2 separate regions of the Homo sapiens genome follow, and region 1 is linked to region 2. A link is an interaction called in ENCODE POLR2A ChIA-PET data of the cell type or tissue named here. Cell type or tissue: MCF 10A. All regions are shown on one strand. Each heading gives the region's core, and the rest is flanking DNA. Links, peaks and the distances in the headings are about the cores only.

The links. ChIA-PET counts read pairs that join two places held together with the same protein. Peaks named below come from ENCODE experiments on the same cell type or tissue, not always from the same donor. Only the 100,000 strongest peaks of a DNase experiment are listed, where the experiment ranks them.
Region 1: POLR2A ChIA-PET joins it to region 2 with 5 read pairs; 2 of 35 experiments call an interaction of 5 or more read pairs at or near these places.

The regions. Positions count from the first base shown.
Region 1 is chr7:47,325,649-47,330,028 of GRCh38, forward strand. All of the region lies in intron 20 of TNS3 (tensin 3), which reads right to left. Among named protein-coding and RNA genes, the nearest start is that of SNORD151, 140 kb to the right of the region's middle. RefSeq lists an enhancer at 913-1,518. In MCF 10A, for the core only: no CTCF peak of the experiment used is centred there; a DNase peak (open chromatin) is centred at 2,623.
Region 2 is chr7:47,591,232-47,595,611 of GRCh38, forward strand. No RefSeq gene overlaps it. Among named protein-coding and RNA genes, the nearest start is that of TNS3, 11 kb to the left of the region's middle. In MCF 10A, for the core only: no CTCF peak of the experiment used is centred there; no DNase peak of the experiment used is centred there.

The DNA of each region.
Region 1 (4,380 bases), core at 145-4,144, 270 kb before region 2:
CCCTCCTGATAGGAGGGAGAGGCCACCTGTCTCAGGTGAGCCTAATGTAAACAAAATGGGCATGGTATTCTCATCAGACCACAGGACTTCGAGCCATCCCAGACCTGTGTCTGACAGCAGTAAGACCACCTTCCATGCATCACACCCACCAGGCTTCCTGTCCTGATCCTACATCAACTAGGCAGCTTGATTGCCTTGGATGTTATTTTTTTTAAAGACAGGGAAGTGGAAACAGAAGGGTAGAGGAGAGAAGGTCAAAGTGCGCAGCAGTTAGAACTATGTTGATGCATGGTCCTGGCTGCAAACTGCCTTTTTAGAACCATGCGGATTATCAGATCCCAGCTCCAACCACGGGAGCTTTCACTGTGCTTTTGGAGAAATGTTGCCATCAGTACAGGTGCCAATCTGAATGTCAACAGCTTTTAAATCACACAGCTCTTGGGACTGTTGTAAAATCCTGTTTATATGACACATATCAACTTTTCATATAAAGAAAGTAAAATGGAAATCAGAATTACAGCTCCCTTTCTCTGAGTGCCTACTATACACCAGGCACTCTGCTAACCCACACATAGGTGTTATCTGATTTAATCCTCATACAAACATTTCCACATGCAAATCATCTTATGGATGAGGAAACAGATTCTGAAAAGTGAGGTTAAGAAGCTTATTCAAAGGAAGCCAACTCATCTGTTGGACTCAGAAAACTATGTTCTTTCCACAAGACATCCCTGCCTCCCACCAGCAGGGTCTGAGTCAGAACGCAGAATGTAATACAATTACTCTGCCCCTACAGGAGGACAAGGAACCTTCTGCACAGGTTTGCCCTGGGGATTAGGAAGGCACAGGTACTCTGGGAGCAACTTAGAGCCCTGTCACTGAGGTTCCCCCTTAGAGTGCAGGAAGCCCCAGCAGAAGACAGCACCAGGCTCCCCACGGGCCACCATGGCTACAGGTTGGCCAAGGGAGAAAATCACCCCTCTCTCGAAATAGGTGGACCAAAATTCTTTTAATCTCACCTCCAAAGTCAGAAAACTATGTCCGTCCTAACCAGACAATCTCTAATACACTGACACGCATATGGAATTCATGAAAAATTACTAATGTATATAAAATACATTAAAAGGACAGGAAACTTTTGAAAAGATAGCATCTTCCATCAGCTGGAGAGCAATCCATCAATCCTGGAAGGGATACTGGGCAAGATTTTCAGCCTGGGAAGGAGAAGCTGGACCTTGAGCCACTTGGGCTTGTCTCAGAGCGGCTGCAGTGCTCGTTTCACAATAAAGAGCTCTGGGTTTTCCCCTCGCTCCCTCTTAATCTTCCCCATCCTTCCAGCTGGAATACACACACACACGCTGTGTCGGCTGCAGGGCCAGCAGAATCACAGGCCAGCCACGCAGAGGAGGGAGCAGATGCCCAGGAGGCCCACCCTGGGCCCAGGCGCCAGCCCTGCCCGTGCTACCCCCAGTGCCTGGCTGACTCTCCCAGGGTCCCACAGAGCCCCAGCCCCAGTTCAGACATTTGGGAGGGAAGGGACAGTGAAGAAACAAAGCCCCTAGGTCCAGAAGCTCTGTTAACATAATCTGAGCAGGTTCTTTCAGTGAATGCATGGGTTTTTGTTTTTGTTTTTTTCAATGACATGAACTCGTTTAGAAATACTCTCTTTGCTTGCTTCAACCACAGAAGAGACAACAGTAAATCTCATTTTAGAACCCAGCGCCTGATCCTAACGCTTGCTTTCGGCATTTAGTAGAAACAACTGTGCTGGGTGCTCAGAAGTGCAGCCTTCTGGTCCTCTGAAGGTCCTGCTGCCCGCTGCCCGGGATCCCTCAAGGGCCCTGGAACTGGGGTGGGGGCGGTGACAGCCCTGGAATGGGGCAGGCTCGCTTTATCAGTTTCAGTAAAGGAATGCACTGTGCTAGGAAGCAGTCCTGTTCCAGAAAAGCTGCACATCTGTAAACCAGGCTTTTGTTAGCCCTGAGTGAATCTCAGCAAAGACAAAGCATGACTTTCTTCTGGAAGGACTAGCCCTCCAGGCTCAAGGGCTGGGGCGTTTTGTCCCAAAGCCTTGGCGACTTGAGAACTGTCATCAAGTGACAAGGGGACTCTTGGAACAATCAGCCCTCCTCCCAAGTCCTGCCCAGGATTCCTGGCCCAGTGACCTCTGCATCCCACCTCATACCCCTCCCCACCCCCCTCCACTGGAGCCCAGGAGATCAAGTTTCAGCAAGGGCAACTGGATCCGGGCCAGAGGCGCCAGGAGCACAGAAGACACCAGGCGTGTAGGGACTGAGCAGGAAGAAGCAATGAGTCCCAATGTACAGCTTACCTGGCACCCAGGACCCTGGTCAGTCCATGGAAGGGCCTGGGAGGATGTGGGCCAGACAGAGGGAACTCCTTGGGCTGTGTCCCCAGCAGCCCTACGTGGTGAGCAGAGTCCCGAGTCCCTGTCCCAGCGGTGGCGTCCCCCACCCACCCAGGCAGGGCTCTGTGTTCCGGCCTGTCCCGAGGGAGTCGTGCAGGGGGCGGGGCGGCCACCTCCAAAGAGGCCCATTCAGAGGGCGGCCGAGAGAGCTCAGGCCCGGGAAAGAATCCCGGGATTGTTGAGCTGCTGCTGGCTGTCGCGGGCGGCCTGCCCAGTCAGTGCCTCCAGACGGCCCTGGCCCCGCCTTGCTCACTGCTGCGGTTTGCTTCCTTTTCATTTCTTTTCACTTTTTCCTCCCCCAACTTTAATTTCTTGCAACCTCCCTGCTGAAACCCAACCAGGCTTAGTTTCAGCCTCAGGCCAGCCATCACCCAAGGCACAAGCGGCAGGACCTGCCCACCATGCCCCCAAACCTGCCCCTCCAAAATCAAACCCCCATTCCCCTGGGACCCCACACTCACAGCAGAGAGAGGCTTCCAGCAACTAGCCAGAGAGGAAGTGGAAGCCTGAACAGTCTCTAACAACAAGGATGTCCCTAGTCAGTCCTCTGCCCCCCACCCCGGCAGGAGCCTACACCCATGTCCCTTTCCTCTGGATGGGGCCATCTGCCTCTCATCTGGCCTGGCCACCAGGCTGGAAGCCTTTCACTCCTCAAGGCAGCCCAGGGGACCTTCCAATGCAAATCCCACCCTGTCACTGCACTGCTCAAACCCTGCAGGTTTTCTTCCGGGCCCCAATGGGCTATAACATCCTGCCCAAACCCTGTCCTAGAGCCTGATTCTGGATCCCTCAGCCTGTTCTGCCTGGCTGGCACCTACTGTAGGCTGTTGGCAGCCTCTACGCACTGTGTCCCCTTTCTTCCATGTTCTTTGCTCATATGCTTCTCTCATCTAAAAGGCCAAACTCCTAAGCCAACTGCTGAAAAACTCCTATACATTCTACAAAGCCCTTTTCAAGTGACCCCACATTTTTTTCAGCATTTGGAACACCATCTCCCTCAGTCAAGTCAAAGTGCTCTGTTCCCGTGACCCGAAATCTGACTATAACCCAGTCCACATGGCAGAACATAGGGGCCTGTCATGTGTCTGGGCCTTAGAGACACGGTACATTACTCAGGGTTTTCACAAGGGGAAGCACAGAACAGACACTCACTCCTGGCTTCTCTTGTCTCTTGTGTCTGGCAAAATCCCACTCCCTCTTCAAATGCTGGTGTGTCACCCCTTCCCCTAGAAAGCTCTCCCTGGAAGAGCAGGTCCCCGTTCCTCCTGGGCTGCCTCCTTTCTTACAGCCCCTGTGCACGCCTGTGCTTCCAGCACAGCTTGCTGCCCAGCCTGAGCCGAGCCATTGGCCGGTCCAGCCCCTGCACGACCCTGGCACACTCATCAACCTGTGAAGAGTGGGCAGGTCAATGCCCTACCCCAAGAGGGACACGGCTTGCCTGGGACCCTCAGGGCCACCGCTCCGCACATGGGCCAGGAAGATCCCTGGGACCTTCCTCCCAAAGGTCTGAGTAGGCATTTCCTCCCTGGTTGTTTATGTGTTGCAGAGCAGCAGCTCCTGCAAATGATGCTGTCGGAAATGCCTGACCACGGACAGAGCAGGCTCAGCGGAAGCGGATGGACTGGCCTTTCCCGTGCCTGTCACTCCCCAAGCAGAGAGGAAGGCGGCACGGGGCGGCACCAGCATGGGGCAGCCAGGCCCAGGAAGGGTGACTGTGACCAGGATGGCACTCCCAAGGGTGGGTCCCATTCCCTCCGTGGAACTGTGGGCTCAGTGACTCGGAGCAAACCCACAGGGATGGGCAGCAGGGAGGAGGAGGCAGGGCATGCTGCTTCTGTGCCCGTGTCACAGCCATGACTGGGACAATCCTGAGTGTGAATCTACAGATTTAAGCATCTTCTGGAGATCTGTTTATCTTTCCTCTCTTGCTTCTTTCTCCTCAGCTGCAGTGC
Region 2 (4,380 bases), core at 265-4,264:
CAGGAGGCTGAGGTGGGAGGACAGCTTCAGACCAGGCGTTCGAGACTGCAGCGAGCCATGACCATGCCATTACACTCCAGCCTGGGCAGCACAGTGAGACCCTATCTCTAAAGTAAATAAATAAAAATAACATAAAATGCCAGAACGCGTGTTTACTGTGTGGCTTTGGCAAGTTCATTAATTTCTCTGTGCCTCAGAGAAACTGTGCCTCAGTTTCTTCTTCTGTGAAAAATGGAGATGATACCAGAACCAATCCTAGCAGGCTGCTGTGAACACTAAGTACATGTTCTATGATCCATTTAGAACTGTGTCGAGCAGTTCGTGCAAATGTAGCCACTATGACTATCTCACCCTCAGTGCTACCCCAGGGGCAGCTTATCCCCTAAACATAATGACCACTGAATTAGGGGCTGTCAAGAGAAGACAGCAGCAAAGCAAGCTACCGAAGTTGGCTTCATCTCCTCCCTAGCTCCGCCCGAAGCCAAAAAATCTGCCCGAGGTGTTTATTCCAAACCTGACTGATCATGAAAATCACATTGGAGGAGGGGGCGGTTAAACATTCAGATTCCTGAGCCCAGATCCTCTAAATTCCAGGGCTGGGTCCAGGAATGTGCTAAAAAACAAACAAAAAAAAAGCCTCCAGGTTTTGTACTTACTGCATGAGAAAGGAAAATGTACATATTTAAGGGGAGTGCCTTGCTATCTTGGAGCATTATTAACCTGAGCCTCTTTTGTAGTTAAAGACTGTTTTTCATTGGGAAACAAAAATCTGCAGATTTTTAAACTAGTTCAAGAATTTAGCTGGGCATATTCCCAAGGGTTTGAAGGAAAGCGTTCTGATCTGCGGAATTCCTCAGCTGCACTGCGTGCTCTGAGATCACAGCTCTGGCTGCCCTAACCAGCCTGGGCCCCTGCTCCGCAAGACTCACCCACATGGACTTCAGGAGGGGTTTGGGGGCAAACCTGTGGCAATCAAATATATTCTTAAAATTGGAGAGGCGACCAGAAGCATTGAACTCAAGACAATATGGTTTTCAGAGAAGGTATTTTGAAGGATCTCCACTGAAAATCCACTTTCCATGCAAAGGGCAGAAGAGTTTCTCCAACGGGTGGCCCAGATTATAAAGCGCAAGGAAGGAGCTCTGCCCTTGCCGGACCACACACGTACGTGATCCACTTTACTCCCTTGTACCTGCCTCAGTAGCTCTCAAGGCCTTCTGGCCAGAATGACCAAAGTCACCTTGCTCAGAGGCTGCCAAATAGCACCCGGAGAAAACCCAGGCTCCCCCCAGGGCTGACTCAGATTATTTTGTGAATTTACACCGTTGTTTTTTTTTTTTGTTTTTGTTTTTGTTTTTGTTTTTTGAGACAGAGTCTCACTCTCTGACCCAGGCTGGAGTGCAGTGGAGTGATCTCAGCTCACTGCAACCTCTGCCTCCCAGGTTCAAGCAGTTCTCCTTTCTCGGCTTCCCGAATAACTGAGACTAAGGCGCGCACCACCATGCCTGGCTAATTTTTGTATTTTTAATAGAGACAGGGTTTCGCCATGTTGGACAGGCTGGTCTCAAACTCCTGACCTCAGGTGATCCACCCAGCTCAGCCTCCCAAAGTGCTGGCATTACAGGCATGAGCCACCGTGCCCGGCCGTGAATTTACATCTTTACATGATGATAAAACAGAGCATCATACCACACTCCAACGTGGCTGTTGCCAACTTTTACACTCTGCAGATCCCAGATGAAAGTCCCGGTCGGGCGCGGTGGCTCACGCCTGTAATCCCAGCACTTTGGGAGGCCAAGGCGGGCAGATCATTAGGTCAGGAGATCGAGACCACGGTGAAACCCCGTCTCTACTAAAAAATACAAAAAAATTATCCGGGCGACATAGCAGGCGCCTGTAGTCCCAGCTACTCGGGAGGCTGAGGCAGGAGAATGGCGTGAACCCGGGAGGCGGAGCTTGCAGTGAGCCGAGATCGCACCACTGCACCCCAGCCTGGGCGACAGAGCCAGACTCCGTCTCAAAAAAAAAAAAAAAAAAAAAAGTCCCCTCGCCCTCTCTCTGCCTGCCTCTGAACTCCCTTGAAGTGTGTCATTGATTAGGAAGCTGGAGCTCTGCCCTGGTCTTTTTGATGCCGGGCTAGCCCACAGAGGCTGCTGCATTGCTGCTGTTGGGGTGGTTGTTTTTTTTTCAGCAGCATTACTTTTTATTTCTAAATAAGTAAATAAACATTCAATCATGCCACTATTTTCCTTCCACTCTGGAAATCTTCAGAGTTCCAGCATGATGAGGCACAGCAGTTACTGGTCCCCTATCTCTGTCCCACCTTCCTCTCCCCAGTGAAAAGCCCCAGCCAAGCGAAGCAGTAAATAATTTCTCAGCATCAGGCACCTACCCAACGCCCATTACAACGGACAAAAGATGAAGCCTTACCTTGCCCTCCCTTGGCTCCGGAGAGCAAGCTGGGAGATGGCAAAGGAATTTGAACATAGCAGGTCATGGCCACGCGCCTCTGTGGCACCTGAGCTTTCTGTGAACCATTTGGCTGCTGCTATGGGACTCTTAAAAGTCAAATTTTTTGGCCGGGCGCAGTGGCTCACGCCTGTAATCCCAGCACTTTGGGAGGCCGAGGCGGGTGGATCACGAGGTCAGGAGATCGAGACCATCCTGGCTAACATGGTGAAACCCCGTCTCTACTAAAAATACAAAAAATTAGCCGGGCGTGGTGGTGGGCGCCTGTAGTCCCAGCTACTTGGGAGGCTGAGGCAGGAGAATGGCATGAACCCGGGAGGCAGAGCTTGCAGTGAGCCGAGATTGCGCCACTGCACTCCAGCCTGGGCAACAGAGAGAGGCTCCGTCTCAAAAACAAAACAAAAACAAACAAACAAACAAAAAAAGTCAAATTTTTTGATAGGAGATCAAACCACTTGGGGATGCTGAGACAAGAGGATCGCTTGAGGCCAGGAGTTCAAGACCAGCCTGGGTAACATAGTGAAACCTCATCTTTGCAAAAATGAATAGATAAATAACTAGCAGCATGGTGACACGCACCTGTGGTCCTAGCTACTTGGGAGGCTGAGGCAGGAAGATGGCTTGAGCTCAGGAGTTCAAGGCTGCAGTGAGCCGTGATTGCACCACTGCACTCCTGTGTGACAGAGCAAAACCCTGTGGCTACAAAATAATAAAATGAAATGAAATCCAAGCCATTAGATAGTCTCAGCAATTAATATAAAACCTTCTTCCTAGCCTTGCAGGCTTCAGGATTCATTTTAGGCAGAGAATCCTCATTCTGCAAAGGAAAGCCACAGAAAGTGATAACAACGAATCACAAACTTACAGGTTGCCTGAGTCAAGGCTTTCTTCATCTTATCTACCAGGAACAAAACGAGGGGTACATTAACCACAGCAGCTGCCTGCAGCTCTCTGCCTCCCCAGGCCACCAGAGTGTGTGTCTGACCCAGCACCCTCACCCTTCTTGGTGTAAGAAGAAACACTTTGAATTGAACATACATGTTTATATATGGGAAAGACAGATTCGTCTTTCCAATATTGGGGTTCCTGTATGTTTTAGTTTTGTTAATTTTTTTTTTTTGAGACACAGTTTCACTCTTAGTTGCCCAGGCTGGAGTGCAGGGGCATGATCTCGGCTCACTGCAAATTCCACCTCCTGGGATCAAGCGATTCTCCTGTCTCAGCCTCCCAAGTAGCTGGGATTACAGGCACCCGCCACCTTGCCGGGCTAATTTTTTTATTTTTAGTAGAGACAGGGTTTCACCATGTTGGCCAGGCTGGTCTCAAACTACTGACTTCAGGTGATCCGCCCACCTCGGCCTCCCAAAGTGCTGGGATTACAGGTGTGAGCCACCGTGCCTGGCCAGTTTGGTTGATTAAAAGATTCTTTTTTTTTATTTTGAGACAGACTCTTGCTCTGTCACCCAGGCTAGAGTGCAGTGGCACAGTCTTGGCTCACTGCAATCTCCACCTCCGAGTTCAAGCAATTCTCCTGCCTCAGCCTCCTGAGTAGCTTGGACTACAGGTGCCCACTACCATGCCCAGCTAATTTTTTGTGTTTTTAGGAGGGATGAACTTTTGCCATTTTTGCCCAGGCTGGTCTTGAACCCCTGGGCTCAAGCTATCCACCTGTCTTGGCCTCCCAAAGTGCTGGAATTATAGACATGAGCCACCACGTATGGCCTAAAAGGTTCTACTTATTTAAAAGCCACATCCAGGTGCAGTGGCTCATGCCTGTGATCTCAAGGTGGGAGGAATTGATTGAGGCTAGGAGTTAGAGAATAGCCCTGGCAACATAGCAAGACCCTGTCTCTACAAAAAAATTAAAAAAAAAAAATGAGTTTGGCATGATGGCACACACCTATAGTCCTG